Linked DNA regions of Homo sapiens: region 2 is linked to region 1. Evidence: read pairs that join two places in POLR2A ChIA-PET (ENCODE). Cell type or tissue: GM12878. All regions are shown on one strand. Each heading gives the region's core, and the rest is flanking DNA. Links, peaks and the distances in the headings are about the cores only. Region 1 has its middle 8.5 kb from the start of S1PR2. Region 2 holds the start of MIR1238 (microRNA 1238).

Region 1 (8,320 bases), core at 100-8,099:
TCAAGCAATTCTCCTGCCTCAGCCTCCCAAGTATCTGGGATTACAGGCGCACACCACCACACCCGGCTAATTTTTGTATTTTCAGTAGAGATGGGGTTTCACCATGTTGGCCAGGCTGGTCTTGAACTCCTGACTTCAGGCGATCCACCTGCCTCAGCCTCCCAAAGTGCTGGGATTATAGGCGTGAGCCACCGTGCCCGGCCGAAACCAGACAATTCTAACACAGGGTGATGGGGCTTTGAAGGGGGGATACAAAGAAAGTCAGAAAGTGACTAGTCAATTCTACACTTTGCCCCTTTTCCTGAGCTCGATTTCAGGGTCTGCTGGGTTCTGGGCCAGATCTTGGGGCGCACTTGGACCTTGGCAAAACCTCACTGCCTCTTCTACCAAGTGAGAAGTGTTGCCTGGACACTCTAGAAACCAGGTGTTTAATCCGCAGAGGAGGAAGCACGAAGAAAATTAGGTTTTCTCCTCGTCTGAGAGCTATCAGAGCGGAAATCTCAGTCTTGTGTGGGGACCTGAAGGCTGGGGAGGAAGTGACCGCCCTCATATGCCTGGGCTGGCTCAGCAATTTGCAGTCTCTCCTGGGACCTGGGGGGTTGGGGCAGAGGGGTGATGTCAAGGCTGCAGACATATGTGGCCGTCTGCCAGGGGAACCGTGGCTCCCAGACAAAGGTGATGTCCCCGGGGACACACAGACACACCGACATGCAACTTCCGCCTCCCTCCCACTTCTGAGGCAACACAATGTCTTCGCCAGGTCAGCCAAGGGAGCGCTACAGAGGACTGGAAAACGCTGGAGGCCTGGACTTCCTGATGGTCTTGGTGGGGGTCAGGAGGAGAGCTTGGCCTACCCCGGTGGCGGGGGGCGGGGGGCTGAGTGAGAGAACAGTGGAGGAGGAAGGAAACAGGGCCCTTTTCTTGGAGAACTCCCAGCAGGGGAAATAGAGGAGAAGGAAGAGGCTTGAACTAGCTTCCACTAATTATAGGGTCAGTGACAATAATGGCTAACACTCACAGCCACCGACTGTGTGCTAGATGTGGCGCTGTGAGTCCTCACAACCCGAGGAAGTGGGTATTATGATAATCATCATCTTTTTTTTTTTTTTTTTTGAGATGGAGTCTCGCTCTGTCACTCAGGCTGGAGGGCAGTGGCGCGATCTCAGCTCACTGCAACCTCCGCCTTCCAGGTTCAAGGGATTCCCCTGCCTCAGCCTCCCGAGTAGCTGGGATTACAGGCGCCCGCCACCACACCTGGGTAATTTTTTGTATTTTTAGTAGAAACGGGGTTTCACTGTGTTAGCCAGGCTGGTCTAGAACTCCTGACCTAAGCTGATCTGCCCACCTCGGCCTCCCAAAGTGCTGGGATTACAGGCGTGAGCCACCGTGCCTGGCCTTTTTTTTTTTTTTTTTTTTTTGAGATGGAGTCTCGTTCTGTCTCCCAGGCTGGAGTGGCAGTGGCATGATCTTGGCTCACTGCAACCTCCGCCTCCTGGGTTCAAGCGATTCTCCTGCCTCAGCCTCCCAAGTAGCTGGGATTATAGGCCCGCGCCACCATGCCTGGCTAATCTTTATATTTTTAGTGGAGACAGGGCTTCACCATGTTGGCCAGGCTGATCTCAAACTCCTGACCTGAAGTAATCCATTCCATGTACCTTGGTCTTGGCCTCCCAAAGTGGCTCACACTCTTACAGGTGTGAGCCACTGTGCCCGGCCAATCCCATTTTAAAGAAGAGGAAAATTGACCAGGCGCGGTGGCTCACGCCTGTAATCCCAGCACTTTGGGAGATCAAGGTAGGCGGATCACCTGAGATCAGGAGTTAGAGACCAGTCTGGCCGACATGGCGAAACCCCATCTCTACTAAAAAGATAAAAATTAGCCAGGTATGGTGATGCGCACCTGTAACCCCAGCTACTCGAGAGGCTGAGGCACAAGAATTGCTTGCACCCGGGAGGCGGAGGTTGCAGTGAGCCAAGATCATGCCATTGCACTCCAGCCTAGGTGACAGAGCGAGACTCTATCTCAAAAAAAAAAAAAAAAAAAAAAAGAAGGAGGAAAATTGAGGCATACAGGAGAGGTGAGATTCGAACTAGAGCCATCCGGCTCCTCTCAATCCAGCAGCCCTGGCTGTCTGTCTTCTTATTCATTCGGAGTCTCCACCCCATTCCTGTGCCACCACCCCCATCTCTGCCCCAGCAGGTAGGAACAGACAGGCAGTGGTTACCAGCCAGGACTACATTGGTCAACAGTGAGATGTGGAATGTTCTCCATAATCCAGGAGAAGGGACGCCCTCTGACCCCCATTCCTACCTTCACCCCGGATATTGTGAACTCCCCCAAATCCAGGAGGCCCAGGCCCTTCACACCAGATCCTGTGGTTGCCCACCATGGCCCTGAAATCCATGAGACGCAGGCCTGTTCTCCATCCTCCCTGGGCCTCCACTGTCCCCCCACCCCCCTGGCTCTCGTCTCTGGCAGGAGGAACTGCCTGGGAAGTGTCTGAGATGGATCCCAACTTTCTCATCATCGCCCCAGCGCTGGGGGAAGGGGCCCCAGGCTACAGAGAAGCTTCCCAGATGCTGATCTTGGCAGGCATCAGGGAACTGCGGCAGCCTCATCTCCTCCATGGGCTCAGGGCCCACTTTCAGCTTCAGTGACGGGGTGGGGAGGCTCCCACTGGAGGCCAGCCTCTGCCACATCTGCACCAGAAGCAGTCTTGGCCCTTCGAGCTGGGGAAGGGGTGGGCTCTCTTCCCGCCAAAAGCAGGATGAACAATTAGGGGAAAGGGGAACCTCAAAAAGGCTAACTTCTCAGCAAGCCCCTCCCACCCCAGCATGCTCATGACAGCTGACATGTGTATAACGTGCCAGTTACTGCCCTAAGTGTTTTACAAATATTGACTCACTCTCAATAGCTCACAGCAGCTCCCTCAGCTAGAGAAAGGAGAGATAAACTGCAGTCCATCCTCACAATGGAAGACCATGCCTGTAATCTCAGCACTTTGGGAGGCTGAGGCGGGCGGATCGCCTGAGGTCAGGAGTTCGAGACTAGCCTGGACAACATGGCGAAACCCCATCTCTACTAAAAACGAAAAAATTAGCTGAGTTTGGTGGTACGCACCTGTAATCCCAGCTACTCAGGAGGCTGAGGCAGGAGAATTGCTTGAACCCAGGAGGTGGAGGTTGCAGTGAGCCGAGATTGCACCATTGCACTCCAGACTAGGTGACAAGAACAAATGAAACTCCATCTCAAAAAAAAAAAAAATCAAAAAGAAGGAATTGGTGATACCTAGCCACATGGAGAACTCTCAAATGTATTAGGATGAGGGAAAGAAGTTCAACGCAAAGGTTGCATATTGTATGACTCTATTTCTATAATGTTCTAGGAGAAAAAAAACTATAGGGACGGTGAAATATTGGGACAGGAGAGGTTGACTGCAAAAGGGCACGGTGGGACCGGGTACAGTGGCTCACCCCTGTAATCCCAGCACTTTCAGAGGCTGAGGTGAGAGAATTGCTGGAACCCAGGAGTTCGACACCATCCTGAGCGACAGAGCGAGACCCAGTCTCTACAAAAAAAAAAAAAAAAAAATGAGTCAGGTACAGTGGCACGTGCCTGTACTAGCTATTCCGGAGGCTGAGGCAGGAGGATTGCCTGAGCCCAGCAGTTTGACACCACTGTCACCTATGATCGCACCACTGCACTCCAGCCTGAGCAACAGAGTAAGACCAATGTCTTAAAAAAAAAAAAAAAGTTGGGGGGCATGGGGGGAATTTTTTTTTTTTTGGCGATGGAACCATTCTGCATCTTGATTGTGGTTTTGGTTACGTGACTATATATGTTTCTTGAAATGTGAACAACTGTATGCAAAAAAGGGAAGATTTTCTTTCTTTTGAGACAGAGTCTTGCTCTGTCGCCCAGGCTAGTATGCAGTGGCGCGATCCACTGCAACCTCTGCCTCCTGGGTTCAAGCGATTCTCCTGCCTCACCTTACAGGTGTCCACCACCACGCCTGGCTAATTTTTGTATTTTTAGTAGAGATGGGGTGTTACCATCTTGGCCAGGCTGGTCTCGAACTCCTGACCTTGTGATTCACCCGCCTCGGCCTCCTAAAGTGCTGGGATTACAGGCGTGAGCCACCACGCCCGGCCAGGAAGATTTTTATTGTATCTAAATTGTGCAAAAAAAGCAATACTTTTGTTTAAAAAATTCTCACAGCAGCCTTATTATTTGTGTGTTTGTTTATTTGTTTTCTTGATCTTAGCCAAAAGGCCGAGAAGCGATTTATTTATTTTTATTTTTTATCTTTTTTTTTTTTTTTTTCGAGACGGAATCTGGCTCTGTCGCCCAGGCTGGAGTGCAGTGGCGCAATCTTGGCTCACTGCAAGCTCCGCCTCCCAGGTTCACGCCATTCTCCTACCTCAGCCTCCCGAGTAGCTGGGACTACAGGCACCCGCCAGTACGCCGGGCTAATTTTTTGTATTTTTAGTAGAGACGGGGTTTCACCGTGTTAGCCAGGATGGTCTTGATCTCCTGACCTCGTGATCCACCCGCCTCGGCCTCCCAAAGTGCTGGGATAACAGGCGTGAGCCACCGTGCCCGGCCTAGTTTTTATCTTTTTAGAGATAAGGTCTTGCTCTGTCACCCAGGCTGGAGTGCAGTGGCGCAATCATAGCTCACTGTAGTCTCAAGCTGGTGAGTTCAAGCAATCTGCCTACTTCAGCCTACCCAGTAGCTGGGACTACAGGCCCAAGACACCAAGCCCAGCTAACTTTTACATTTTTTGTAGAGGGTTAGGTTGGTCTCACTATGTTGCCCAGGCTGGACCTGAACTCCTGGGCTCAAGCGATCCTCCCACCTTGGTCTCCCAAGGGCACTGAGATTACAAGAGTGAACCACTCTGCCTGGCCTCCGGACAGTAGCTTTACATCAGTGAGGGTCTAATCAGGAAAACAGAAGTATCTCCAATAGAGGGGATTTAATATATGGGTCAATTTAATACGTAGATAAAAAATCAAACGATGGCCAGGCGCGGTGTCTCATGCCTGTAATCCCAGCACTTTGGGAGGCTAAGGTGGACAAATCACGAGGTCAGGAGTTCGAGACCAGCCTGGCCAACATGGTGAAACCCGGTCTCTACTAAAAATACAAAAAATTAGCTGGGCATAGTGGCAGGAGCCTGTAATCCCAGCTACTTGGGAGGCTGAGGCAGGAGAATCGCTTGAACCCGGGAGGCGGAGGTTGCAGTGAGCGGAGATTGCACCACTGCACTCCAGCCTGGGTGAAAGAGTAAGACTTTGTCTAAAACAAAACAAAACAAAACAAAATGGATGGAGAGATTATTTTAAAATTAGCATAGGCCGGGCACAGTGGCTCATGCCTGTAATCCCAGCACTTTGGAAGGCCGAGGCGGGCGGATCACCTGAGGTCGGGAATTCGAGACCAGGCTGACCAACATGGAGAAACCGTGTCTCTACTAAAAATACAAAATTAGCCTGATGTGGCTGGGCGCAGTGGCTCATGCCTGTAATCCCAGCACTCTGGGAGGCCAAGGCAGGTGGATCATGAGGTCAGGAGATCGAGACCATCCTGGCTAACACGGTGAAACCCGTCACTACTAAAAATACAAAGAATTAGCCGGGCGTGGTGGCAGGCACCTGTAGTCCCAGCTACTCGGAAGGCTGAGGCAGGAGAATGGCGTGAACCCGGGAGGCGGAGCTTGCAGTGAGCCGAGATCACACCACTGCACTCCAGCCTGGGCGACAGAGTGAGACTCCGTCTCAAAAAAAAAAAAAAAAAAAAAGTAGCCGGGCATGCTGGCACATGCCTGTGATCCCAGCTACTAGGGAGGCTGAGGCAGGAGAATCGCTTGAACCCAGGAGGCGGAGGCTGCGGTGAGCCGAGATCGCACCATTGCACTCTAGCCTGGGCAATAAGAGCGAAACTCCATCTCAAAAAAAAAAAAAAAAATTAGCATAAACCAAGCATGGTGGTGTAGGCCTGTAGTCCCAGCCACTCGGGAGGCTGAGGCAGGAGGATCACTTGAGCCCAGGAGTTGGACTCCGGCCTGGGCAACATAGCCAAACCTCATCTCTTAAAAAATATAATAAAAATAAAGGATATGGCAGACCATGTAAAAAATTTAAATAGAAATTACCATATAGGAAGATGATATCTAATGGGAGGTGCTACCAGAGGCATATGGGGAGAAATATCTTGGGCTGGGTGCAGTGGTTCATGACTGTAATCCCAGCACTTTGAGAGGCCAAGGTGGGAGGATCACTTGAAGCCAGGGGTTTGAGACCAGCCTGGGTAATATAGGAGACCCCCATCTCTATTTTAAAAATCTTTAAAAAAAAAATCCATGTATGGTTGCACGCACCTGTGGTTCCAGCTACTCAGGAGGTTGAGGCAGAAGGATCACGTCAGCCCAGGAGGTCGAGGCTGCAGTGAGCTATGATTGTGCCACTGCACTACAGCCTGGGTGACAGAGTAAGACCCTATCCCTAGAAAAAAAGCAAAAAGAGGCCGGGTGCGGTGACTCACGCTTGTAATCCCAGCACTTTGGGCGGCTGAGGCAGGTGAATCACCTGAGGTCAGGAGTTCAAGACCAGTCTGACCAACATGGTGAAACCCCGTCTCTACTAAAAATACCAAATTAGCCGGGCATGGTGGTGCGTGCCTGTAATCCCAGCTACTTGGGAGGCTGAGGCGGGAGAATCACTTGAACCCAGGAGGTGGAGGTTGCAGTGAGCTGAGATCGTGCCATTGCACTCCAGCCTGGGCGACAAGAGCGAAACTCCGTCTCAAAAAAGAAAAGAAGAGAAAAGAAATATCTTGGCTTCTCCTACCTTCCTCTCGGAAAATCTGCCCCCAGTGCCTCCCATTGGCTAAATGTGGCCAGAAGCCAGTTGGCAGGGGAGATGTCCCGTGCAGAGGTCAGCCCCGAGCCATGCAGGGAGAACAGCACAGGGACTAGATGATGCCAGGGCTCGCAGGCTTAAGCCCTGCAAGAACCATGTGGGTAGGGGCAACTATACCCCCATTTTACAGAGGAGGAAACTGAGGCCTGGAGAGCCAATGTGACATGCCCAGGGTCTCAGGCCCTCAAGGAGGTTGGACTCTCTGGTTCTCGCCAACACCTGCCTGGAGGGCTAGTTCTGTGGCTTTTTTTCTACCCTTCACGCCTGTCCTGGTTGCTCAGGGAACTGTAGGGAATGAAAATATCCATGCAAATCAGCCCCACTGCGGGGAGGCCCTCCGTGGGAGGCTTTGCCCCCTCACGGAGCTTGGCAGTTACACACAAGCTGAGCTGAAAACAAACAAACAGCAGATGTTTGGACAGTTGATGGGGGAGGGGCGCTTTAGGCAGCTCTCCCTAGTATAGGAGACCACCCCTCACCCCCCACCAACAGATCTGTGTCATCCATCCATGCCCTGTACTTTTTTTTTTTTTTTTTTTGAGATGGAGTCTTGCTCTGTCACCCAGGCTGAAGTGCAGTGGCGCAATCTTGGCTCACTGCAACCTCTGCCTCCCGGGCTCAAGCAATTCTCGTCACTCAGCCTCCTGAGTAGCTGGAATTACAGGCGCCCGCCACCATGCCGGGCTAATTTTTGTATTTTTAGTAGAGACGGGGTTTCATCATGTTGGTCAGGTTGGTCTCAAACTCCTGACCTTAAATGATCCACCCTCCTCGGCTTCCCAAAGTGCTGATTACAGGCGTGAGCCATTACACCCAGCCAATCCCATTTTAAAGATGAAGAAAATTGACTGGGTGAGGTGGCTCAAGCCTGTAATCCCTACATTTTGGGAGGCTGAGTTGGGCGGATCACTTTAGCCACCGACCTCATGCTCTGTACCTTCTTTTTGGGGGGCTGCCCCCCAGTATTGCAGGCCTGACCCCTGGCCTTTGTGAGAACCCTTGTTCAGTAATGGAGGAAAAGCTGAGGCCAGATGTTGAGGGGCCTTCCCGCATCTGATATGTGCCCCCTAAATTGGTGTGATACCCACAGCCAGCAAAGACCCTCTCTGGATTACAGGGTTGATGCTGGTCCCACACTACCAAGGACAGAGGTCACCTGCAATTGAGCCTTTGATCCACAGGAGAGGGCTGGTTGCATTGGCCTTTGACCTCTCCCCAGGCTTGGCTCAAAATGGTCAAACTTTGAGCCTTTTGGTGTGAAGGTCCCCTGGTCGTTACTGCCCTTTTATTAAGACTCATAACTGGGGGCCGGACGCGGTGGCTCACGCTTGTAATCCCAGCACTTTGGGAGGCCAAGGCGGGCAGATCACTTGAGGCCAGGTGTTTGAGACCAGCC
Region 2 (8,320 bases), core at 38-8,037, 310 kb after region 1:
AAGTAGCTGGGATTACAGGTGTATGCCACCACGCCCGGCTAATTTTTGTATTTTTAGCAGAGATGGGGTTTTCCCATGTTGGCCAGGCTGGTCTTGAACTCCCGACCTCAGGTGATCCACCCACCTCGGTCTCCCAAAGCGTTGGGATTACAGGCATGAGCCACTGCACCCAGCCTCTACACAACTTTAAAAAAACAGTAACCCAATGAAGGGCAGATGAGGGTAGCAGCAGAGCCTAGAAAAGCGCCTCTGCAGCCACCAGGCAAATGAGGAGCCAGAGGAGAAGTGCTCCAGGCAAAAGGAACAGCAAGACAGAGACCCTGAGGCTGGAAAGTCCCCTATGTATTTGCATCCGAATAAAAGCCAGTTTTCCCAGTGACCCACAGAGCCCGGCACTATTTGTCCACACCACCTTCTTGATGTCGGGATATCCCCCACCTTGACCTCATATCCTCCTCCCACACTCTGCTGCAGCCACAGGGGCCTCCTCACCTATTTCAGACACTCCCACCTCAGGGCCTTTGCGCTTGCTGCCCCTGCTGCTTGGAGCACTCTTTCAGCAGTGATGCATGTGGCTTTTTTTTTTTTTTTTTTTTTGAGACGGAGTCTTGCTCTGTCACTCAGGCTGGAGTGCAGTGGCATGATCTCAGCTCACTGCAAGCTCCACCTCCTGGGTTCATGCCATTCTCCTGCCTCAGCCTCCCGAGTAGCTGGGACTACAGGCGTCCGCCACCACTCCTGGCTAATTTTTGTATTTTTAATGGAGATGGGGTTTCATTGTGTTAATCAGGATGGTCTCGATCTCCTGACCTCGTGATCCTCCCGCTTCGGCCTCCCAAAGTACTGAGATTATGGACATGAGCCACTGCTTGGCTCCTGTTTTAAAATATTTTTTGCGTGGGGGGTTTTCCAGTGAGAACCAGAAAACCTGAGACAAATTCTAAAAGAGCTGTAATGTTTGACCTCTTTACTTAAAATCACAAGGCTCCCTTCCCTCTTTTATTCTTTTCCATATAGTTATCACCTCTAACACATGAGATAAATCATGTAATTGGCTGGGCGTGGTGGCCCACGCCTGTAATCCCAGCACTTTGGGAGGCAGGTGGATCACCTGAGGTCAGGAGTCCAAGACCAGTCTGGCCAACATGGTGAAACCTCGTCTCTACTAAAAATACAAAAATTAGCTGGGCGTGGTGGCGGGCGCCTGTAATCCCAGCTGCTCGGGAGGCTGAGGCAGGAGAACTGCTTGAACCCAGGAGATGGAGGTTTCGGTGAGCCAAGATCGTGCTACTGCACTCCAGCCTGTAATCCCAGCACTTTAGGAGGCCGAGACGGGCAGATCACCTGAGGTTAGGAGGAGTTCCAGACCAGCCTGGCTAACATGGTGAAACCCCATTTTTACTAAAAATACAAAAAATTAACCCGGGTGTGGTGGCGGGTGCCTGTAATCCCAGCTACTTGAGAAGCTGAGGCAGGAGAATCGCTTGAACTTAGGAGGCGGAGGTTGCGGTGAGCCAATTGGGCCACTGCACTCCAGGCTGGGTGACAGAGTGAGACTCCGTCTCAAAAAAAAAAAAAAAAAAAAAATTCATGTAATCATCTTCCTTGTTAGTCTCTCACACTAGGATGTCAGCTCCTGAGGGCAAGGGTTTTGTGGTCTTGATCACTGCTGCCCTCCAGAGGCTGGGTTCTCACAGAGGAGGTGTTTGCCAAGCGTTTGTTGAGTGGCTGCCTGACAGCACCTGCCTACCCTCCTCCCTGCAGGAACTCCTGCGTTGCGAGCTGTGCCTGGGCATCATGGGTGGGAAACCGCGACACTCACTGTACTTCATTGGCTACCAAGGTAGGCCCACCCCCTCCTCACTCCTCCCACCCCCCACCGCACCCCCACTCACACCTGCACCCCCTGCAGATGACTTCCTGCTGTACCTGGACCCTCACTACTGCCAGCCCACTGTGGATGTCAGCCAGGCCGACTTCCCCCTGGAGGTGAGTGGGAGCCCCAGTGTGTGGTTGGGGCCATGGCGGGTGGGCAGCCCAGCCTCTGAGCCTTCCTCGTCTGTCTGCCCCAGTCCTTCCACTGCACCTCGCCCCGCAAGATGGCCTTTGCCAAGATGGACCCAAGCTGTACCGTGGGCTTCTATGCTGGAGACAGGAAGGAGTTTGAGACACTCTGCTCAGAGCTGACCAGGGTGAGCAAGAGGAAAGCTGGAGTGGGGTGAGGGGGGCGGTTGGGCAGGGCTGGGGGTGAAAGAGGAACAGAGGCCTCGAGTCCAGCAGAGCTGGGGTGCTGCTTCCAGGCTAGGGGTCCTAACCTGGGAAATGTGAAGAATGTCCACCCCTGAAAAGGTGGGAACGCCAAAGCCCACTGTTAAGGCATCATCCCTTGGAGGCAGCTGTATCCAGGGGCTCAAGTGGTGGGAACCCTCCCTGTCTCTTGGCCCTGCTGTCCGACCAGGACTCTACCCTTATGGGGGCGAGAGATGGCCACCAGCCATTCTGGGCACCCACCCTGTGGTCACTGGAAGGGAAACGCAGGTTTTGCAGCAAAAATCCCAGGACTGTCAGTCTTTGGCTGAGCTGGGTCACATGCTCATGGCTGAGCCAATCACTGTGGCCAGGGGATGGAAGGTGCTGATTGGCTGCTCTCTCCTGGAGAGGTGGTCCTGAGAAGCACCTACTAAATAAACCTGGGCTAAGGAATATGGCTTGGCACTGTTTGTGGCTGACCCTGTCTCCCTCTTCCCGCCAGGTCCTCAGCTCCTCCTCAGCCACAGAGCGGTACCCCATGTTCACCCTGGCCGAGGGCCATGCTCAGGACCACAGCCTGGACGACCTCTGCTCCCAGCTCGCCCAGCCCACACTCCGGCTCCCTCGCACAGGGCGGCTCCTCAGGGCCAAACGCCCCAGCTCTGAGGACTTTGTGTTTTTATAAAGGGAGGGGATGAGGGGAAAGATACAACACTATTTATTTTTTTATTTATGTCATGTCGGGTGTGGGATCTTGAGCTCTGGCAGTGATGATGGTACTTCCTGTTGTCAGCCCCTCAAGCCCAGCTGCAACCAGTCTGGGGCCATTCAGCCAGGGACAGAGCCCACAGAGCCCATACACCTGTCTCCCACCAGCGGGGCCCTCCTGGCAGGGTAGGGAAGGAGGACCCCGGGCACCCCCCTCAGGGCCTGACTCACGTACTGTAGTTTGCACTGGACGCCCGGGCCCTCCCTGTCCCAAAGCCCCCTTGGGGGAACTGTGGCTGCTGGGGGCCAATAAAGCTGTGTAACTTGATCGTGGGTGTGGCTGGGCGCAGCGTTCTGAGGGGATGTGGGGTCTGGGAGGTGTCTCGAGGTGAGAGCTCCAAGTCACGGGAAGTTTAAGTCAGCCTCAGTTTCCACATCCATAAAATGGGACGACTTCCTTACCCACAGCTACACGTGTTTTTTAATTTTTTTTTTTTTTTCAAGAGACAGGGTCTTGCTTTGTTGCCCAGGCTGGAGTGCAGTGGTGCAATCATAGCTCTCTGTAGCCTCAAACTCATGGCCTTAAGTGATCTTCCTTCCCCAGCCTCCTGAGTAGCTGGGACTACAGGCATGTGTCACCACATTTTGTAGAGATGGAGTCTCGCTAAGTTGCCCACGCTGGTCTCCAATTCCTGGGCTCAAGTGATCCTTTCACCTCGGCCTCCCAAAGTGCTGGGATTACAGGCGTGCCTGGCCACAGATGAGAGGATCTCTGCAGCAGATAGTACTTGTGGGTGCGAGACCTGTCCAGGGCTTGATTTGAGGAGAGGAGCCTGAGGCCCCTGCCTGCTCCCTGGTGCTCAGGAGCTGTTCTTGGGCCCCTGTTGTTTCCTCCGCTGCCGGCCCAGCTGGCGGAAGTGCAGCCGTTTGGGGTTGAGGCCAAAGGCCTGCAGTCTCTGGCGGCTGAACTCGCATCCACCAAGCATCACAGTGGGGCCCAGCAGCCGTGCCTTCTTGGCCCTCCTCCGCTTCTGGGGGGCTGGCTTCTTGTGGGGTGATACAGGGGCTTCCTCTTCCTGTGCTGGGGGACTCTCCGGCCCCATCAAGCTGCCATCAAGGGCTGGCAGCTGCCTCTGTGGGCCGGCTTCATCTCTCTGTGGCTTCCCTGTGGCTTCCGCAGGTGTCTCTGCCCTGAGGGAGAAAAGTCAGGGCTCAGCCCAGGCCTGTCAAGATCAGGCCCATTCTTGAGCACGCATGCCCCATTTTACAGACAGGGAAAGGAGGGGCATAGTGAAGCAGCCGCACAGCGACCGAGGGCCTGCCTGGGATTCAGACCTGGGTTTCAGGCCAAAGCCAGCGCTTTTCTACGGAACCCAAAGACTAGATTGTGAGGCTGAGGATTCTGGTATTTGTGCCTGGGCCTGCCCTAAGCTAGTCACATCAATTAACTCATTTTAGCCTTTTTCTTCCTTAGAGACAAGGTCTTGCTGTGTCGCCCAGGCTGGAGTGCAGTCGCGTTACCATAGGTCACTGCAGCCTCCAACTCCTGGGCTCAAGCGATCTTCTCGCTTGAGTCTCCCAAAGTGCTGGGATTATAGGTTGGAGCACACACCTGGCCTCATTTTAGCTCTAAATAAACTGTGTGCATCTATCACCCCTGCCTTCTAGACTGGGCGAAAGCAATCCTAATAACAGCTAAGACCTATGGGGCATTTACCATATCTTAATCACTTTACGAGAATTAACTCATTTCATCCTCTGCAACTTGATAAGGCAGAACCGTCTCTATCTCCATCTTATGAGAAAGAGGCCCAGAGAGGGGTAGCGACTTGCCCAAGGTCACACAACGTTGGTGCCCATATAGGATTCGAACCCAGGTCTCAGAGCGGGGGGCGCTGCATTCCCAAAGTCATGCAACAAGAGGTTGACGGAGCCAAGACTCAAGCCTGGGCCTGACAGGCTCCCCACCCACGCTTCCCCAGCCAGCACTGCTTACTCTTCTCGGCAGAGTGACTTGAAGACCTGCCGCTTTTTCCATGAGTTCTGGGCCTTCTGGCTGTACGCCCGCTTGTCCCGCAGCTCCTCCTGCTCTGACCTGCAGACAGATGCCCCTGTGTTGGGTGCTCTGGGAAGTGCCCGAGGCTGCCCGCCCTGCCCCCTGCGCATGTGGCCCCGCCGCGCCCCGCCCCATCACCTGTACATGCAGGTCTTCTTTAGGGAGCACCACCGGTTCAGCTCCTTATCGTCAGCAGCGAGGATCTGCGTGGGAAGGGAGAGTGGGGACCTGCTGTGATATTGCCCAGGCGGGGCCTTCCCTGAGCCTAAGTCATGTCATTAGTCAAAACGGTAATGCCGCTACCACCCAGCAGGGTTGCCATGATGGCCAGAGACAGCTGATCTCTACAGAGGCCAATGATTTTTGTAGAGGTCAGCAGATGGGGTAACTGAGGCTCAGAGAACGGATCCTTGCCCTAGGCCAGATGGCTGGGAAGTTGGCTGAATTGATTCCAGTTTGAGCCTCAGGGCCCTTGAGCTGTCACCCATACCCGGCCATCCCCAAAGCCTCAGAACGGGCAGGGGTCGCTGCCAACCACCAGGCTTCCTAATTACATATGAAACTGTCATTCCCAGCCTCTAGGCCTGTTTCCAAACCTACTGGAAGGCCATCAGAAAGAGGAAGTGATTGAATGCCGATGGTATAAGCTTAGTACACATCGGCTATTTTTACTGACCATGAAAATGGTCGTGCACCTTCAGCCGTCATCAGTCAGGCATAGTAGGTACCCACAGCCTGCCAGGTGCCACACACTTTGGTCTCATTTCTGTTCCTTCCATAGTCACCAAAGTTGGGGTGCTATCAATTATTGTCTCACTTTACAGATGGGGAGTTGAGGCACAGATAGGGGAATCATTTGTCCAAAGACTCAGCTGGTGAGCAGCCAAGCCAGGGCTTGAACCCACCTAGGCCCCCTGGTTCCAGAGGACACCAAGTCTTTTGTTGAGACAGGGTCTCACTATGTCACCCAGGCTGGAGTGCAGTGGCAGGCTCACAGCTCACAGCAGCCTCAACCTCCTGGACTCAAGCAACCCTCCTACCTCAGCCTCCCAAGTAGCTAGGACTAGATCTCCCTATGTTGCTCAGGTTAGTCTCAGAACTACTGGGCTCAAGTGATCCTCCTGCTTCAGCCTCCCAGAGTACTGGGATTACAGGTGTGAGCCAGTGTGACCAGCCCTGCTACCAAGTCTTACCAGCCAGACTGCTGCTAATACATACTGACAGGAATAAAATAATATTGGCTGGGCCTGGTGGCTCACACCTGTAATCCCAGCACTTTGGGAGGCTGAGGCAGGCAGATCACATGAGGCCAGGAATTTGGGATCAGCCTGGCCAATATGGTAAAACTTATCTCTACTAAAAATACAAAAATTAATTGGGCATGATGGCACATGCCTGTAGTTCCAGCTACTTGGGAGGCTAAGGCAGGAGAATCATTTGAACCTGGGAGGCGGAGTTTGCAGTGAGCTGAGTTTGCACCACCGCATGCCGGCCTGGGTGACAGAGCAAGACACTGTCCCAATCAACCAATCAAAAAATAAACAAAAATAAAAAGTAATATTGGCTGGGTGTGGTGGCTCACACGCAGAATCCCAGCACTTTGGGAGGCCAAAGCAGGAAGCTTGTTTAGGCCCAGGGAGTTCGAGACCAGCCTGCACAACACAGTAAAACATCATCTGTACAAAAAATATTTTTAATTAAAAAAAATTAATTGGGCATGGTGGCACATGCCTGTAGTCCCAGCTACTTGGGAGGCTGAGGTAGGAGGATCAATTGAGCCCAGGAGGTTGGCACCACTGCACTCCAGCCTGGGTGACAGAGCGAGACTATGTCTCAAAAAAAAGAAGTAATATTTACGGGGCGTGCCATAGGTGAGGCACTGTTTTAAGCCCCCACCTTGTAGAAGGTAGTAATATTACCTTTGAGGTGAGGTAATGTTATTAGCACTGTCATTAGGACTATTAGCATTTCTTTTTTTTTTTTTTTGGCGCTCTGTCACCTAGGCTGGAGTGCAGTGGTGCAATCTCGGCTCATTGCAACCTCTGCCTCCTGGGTTCAAGCGATTCTCCTGCCTCAGCCTCCCAAGTAGCTGGGACTACAGGCGCCTGCCACCATGCCTGGCTAATTTTTTTGTATTTTTAGTAGAGACGGAGTTTCACCACGTTGGCCAGGCTGGTCTCGAACTCCTGACCTCAGGTGATCCACTTGCCTCGGTCTCCCAAAGTGCTGCGATTACAGGCATGAGCCACTGCGCCCAACCGAATATTATCATTTTCAAGATGAAGAAACAGCCTGCCATGTTGTGGCATTTCTGAGCAACAGAGATTGGGACTCAGGGCCAGCTTTCTACCCCTTCGGCATACCTGGTGCCCCCTGCAGTGTCCCTGCCTGCCCGGGGCCCCTACCTCCTCAGTGCTGAGGCCAAAGTCACAGGGCACCACTGTGCGGTACTTGAAGCGACAGGGCAGGTCGTCGATGATGTCCTCGTAGTCCAGCCGGTAATACTCATCCAGGTACTCCTCGAACGTCTTGTCCCCTGCTCGAGACAGAGCCAGGCTGCTGGGCTATGCCAGGCCCCGCGGTGCCCCCTGCCTACCCACGGCCTGCCCACCTGGGCCTCACCGGGTTCAAACACGGGCTTCTCCTGCCCCACGGCCGCGGCGAAGGGCGACTTGCGCTTCTTCTTGCCCGTCAAGGGGGCCTCGCGCTTTTTCTTCCTCGGCTGGCTGGGGTCGTAGTCGGCGTCCATCTGCCAGGACGCACAGGTCAGATCCCACCAGCCCCCCGTCAGGGCCCCTGGGACTCCCTCAACCCGTGATACCTACGTTGAAGTTGGGGTCCTCACAGTGCAGCTCCTGCTGGCTCCAGTCTCCCTCCTGCTCAGGCCCGTCCCACGTGTCCCAGTTCCAGTCGTCTGGATGCAGGGAGAACAGACAGGTGGGGCCAGGGTGGGACCTTGGGCTTCAGTCCCAGTCCCCAGTCCCCAATCCCCAGCCCAGTGCCCCAGCTGATCTCACCTTCAAGCCCTTCTTCTTCCTCAAATTGTGGCTTCTCCTCCTCCACGGCCCCGTAGTACTCGTCCCCAAAGCACTTCTGCAGGGTCAGGGCTGGCGGTTACCAGAGCCCACTCGAGACATAGGAGCTGAGCCCCCTACGATGCCGCCAATGACCCCCTCCTTGGCAACTTTACTCCTACAGCTAGGGCTCCCTACAGCCCTCCCAGCACCTAGCTCCTGAGGTGGGAGGCCCTGCATGTCCAGGATCCTCCGCCAACTCCCCTGCTGTCTACCCTGTGATGTACTGGCC

The links. Peaks named below come from ENCODE experiments on the same cell type or tissue, not always from the same donor. Only the 100,000 strongest peaks of a DNase experiment are listed, where the experiment ranks them.
Region 2: POLR2A ChIA-PET joins it to region 1 with 8 read pairs; 3 of 35 experiments call an interaction of 5 or more read pairs at or near these places.

The regions. Positions count from the first base shown.
Region 1 is chr19:10,235,699-10,244,018 of GRCh38, forward strand. No RefSeq gene overlaps it. Among named protein-coding and RNA genes, the nearest start is that of S1PR2, 8.5 kb to the left of the region's middle. RefSeq lists enhancers at 744-813, 6,914-6,993 and silencers at 2,735-3,029, 2,838-3,027. In GM12878, for the core only: no CTCF peak of the experiment used is centred there; DNase peaks (open chromatin) are centred at 573, 2,863, 3,753 and 7,213; H3K4me3 peaks cover 1,056 bases; H3K27ac peaks cover 3,971 bases.
Region 2 is chr19:10,550,133-10,558,452 of GRCh38, forward strand. ATG4D (autophagy related 4D cysteine peptidase) reads left to right here. Exons shown (of 10, transcript NM_032885.6): 7 at 1,765-1,843; 8 at 1,913-1,989; 9 at 2,073-2,192; 10 at 2,753-3,286. The coding sequence ends at 2,935. KRI1 (KRI1 homolog) reads right to left here. Exons shown (of 19, transcript NM_023008.5): 13 at 8,032-8,107; 14 at 7,840-7,928; 15 at 7,637-7,763; 16 at 7,420-7,550; 17 at 5,153-5,217; 18 at 4,955-5,053; 19 at 2,953-4,149. The coding sequence ends at 3,819. It overlaps MIR1238 (microRNA 1238), which reads left to right and starts at 1,990; the gene lies at 1,990-2,072. It also overlaps the pseudogene RNU7-140P. RefSeq lists enhancers at 3,948-4,117, 4,138-4,187, 4,218-4,297. In GM12878, for the core only: a CTCF peak has its summit at 1,671 (motif pointing left); DNase peaks (open chromatin) are centred at 421 and 4,095; H3K27ac peaks cover 2,610 bases.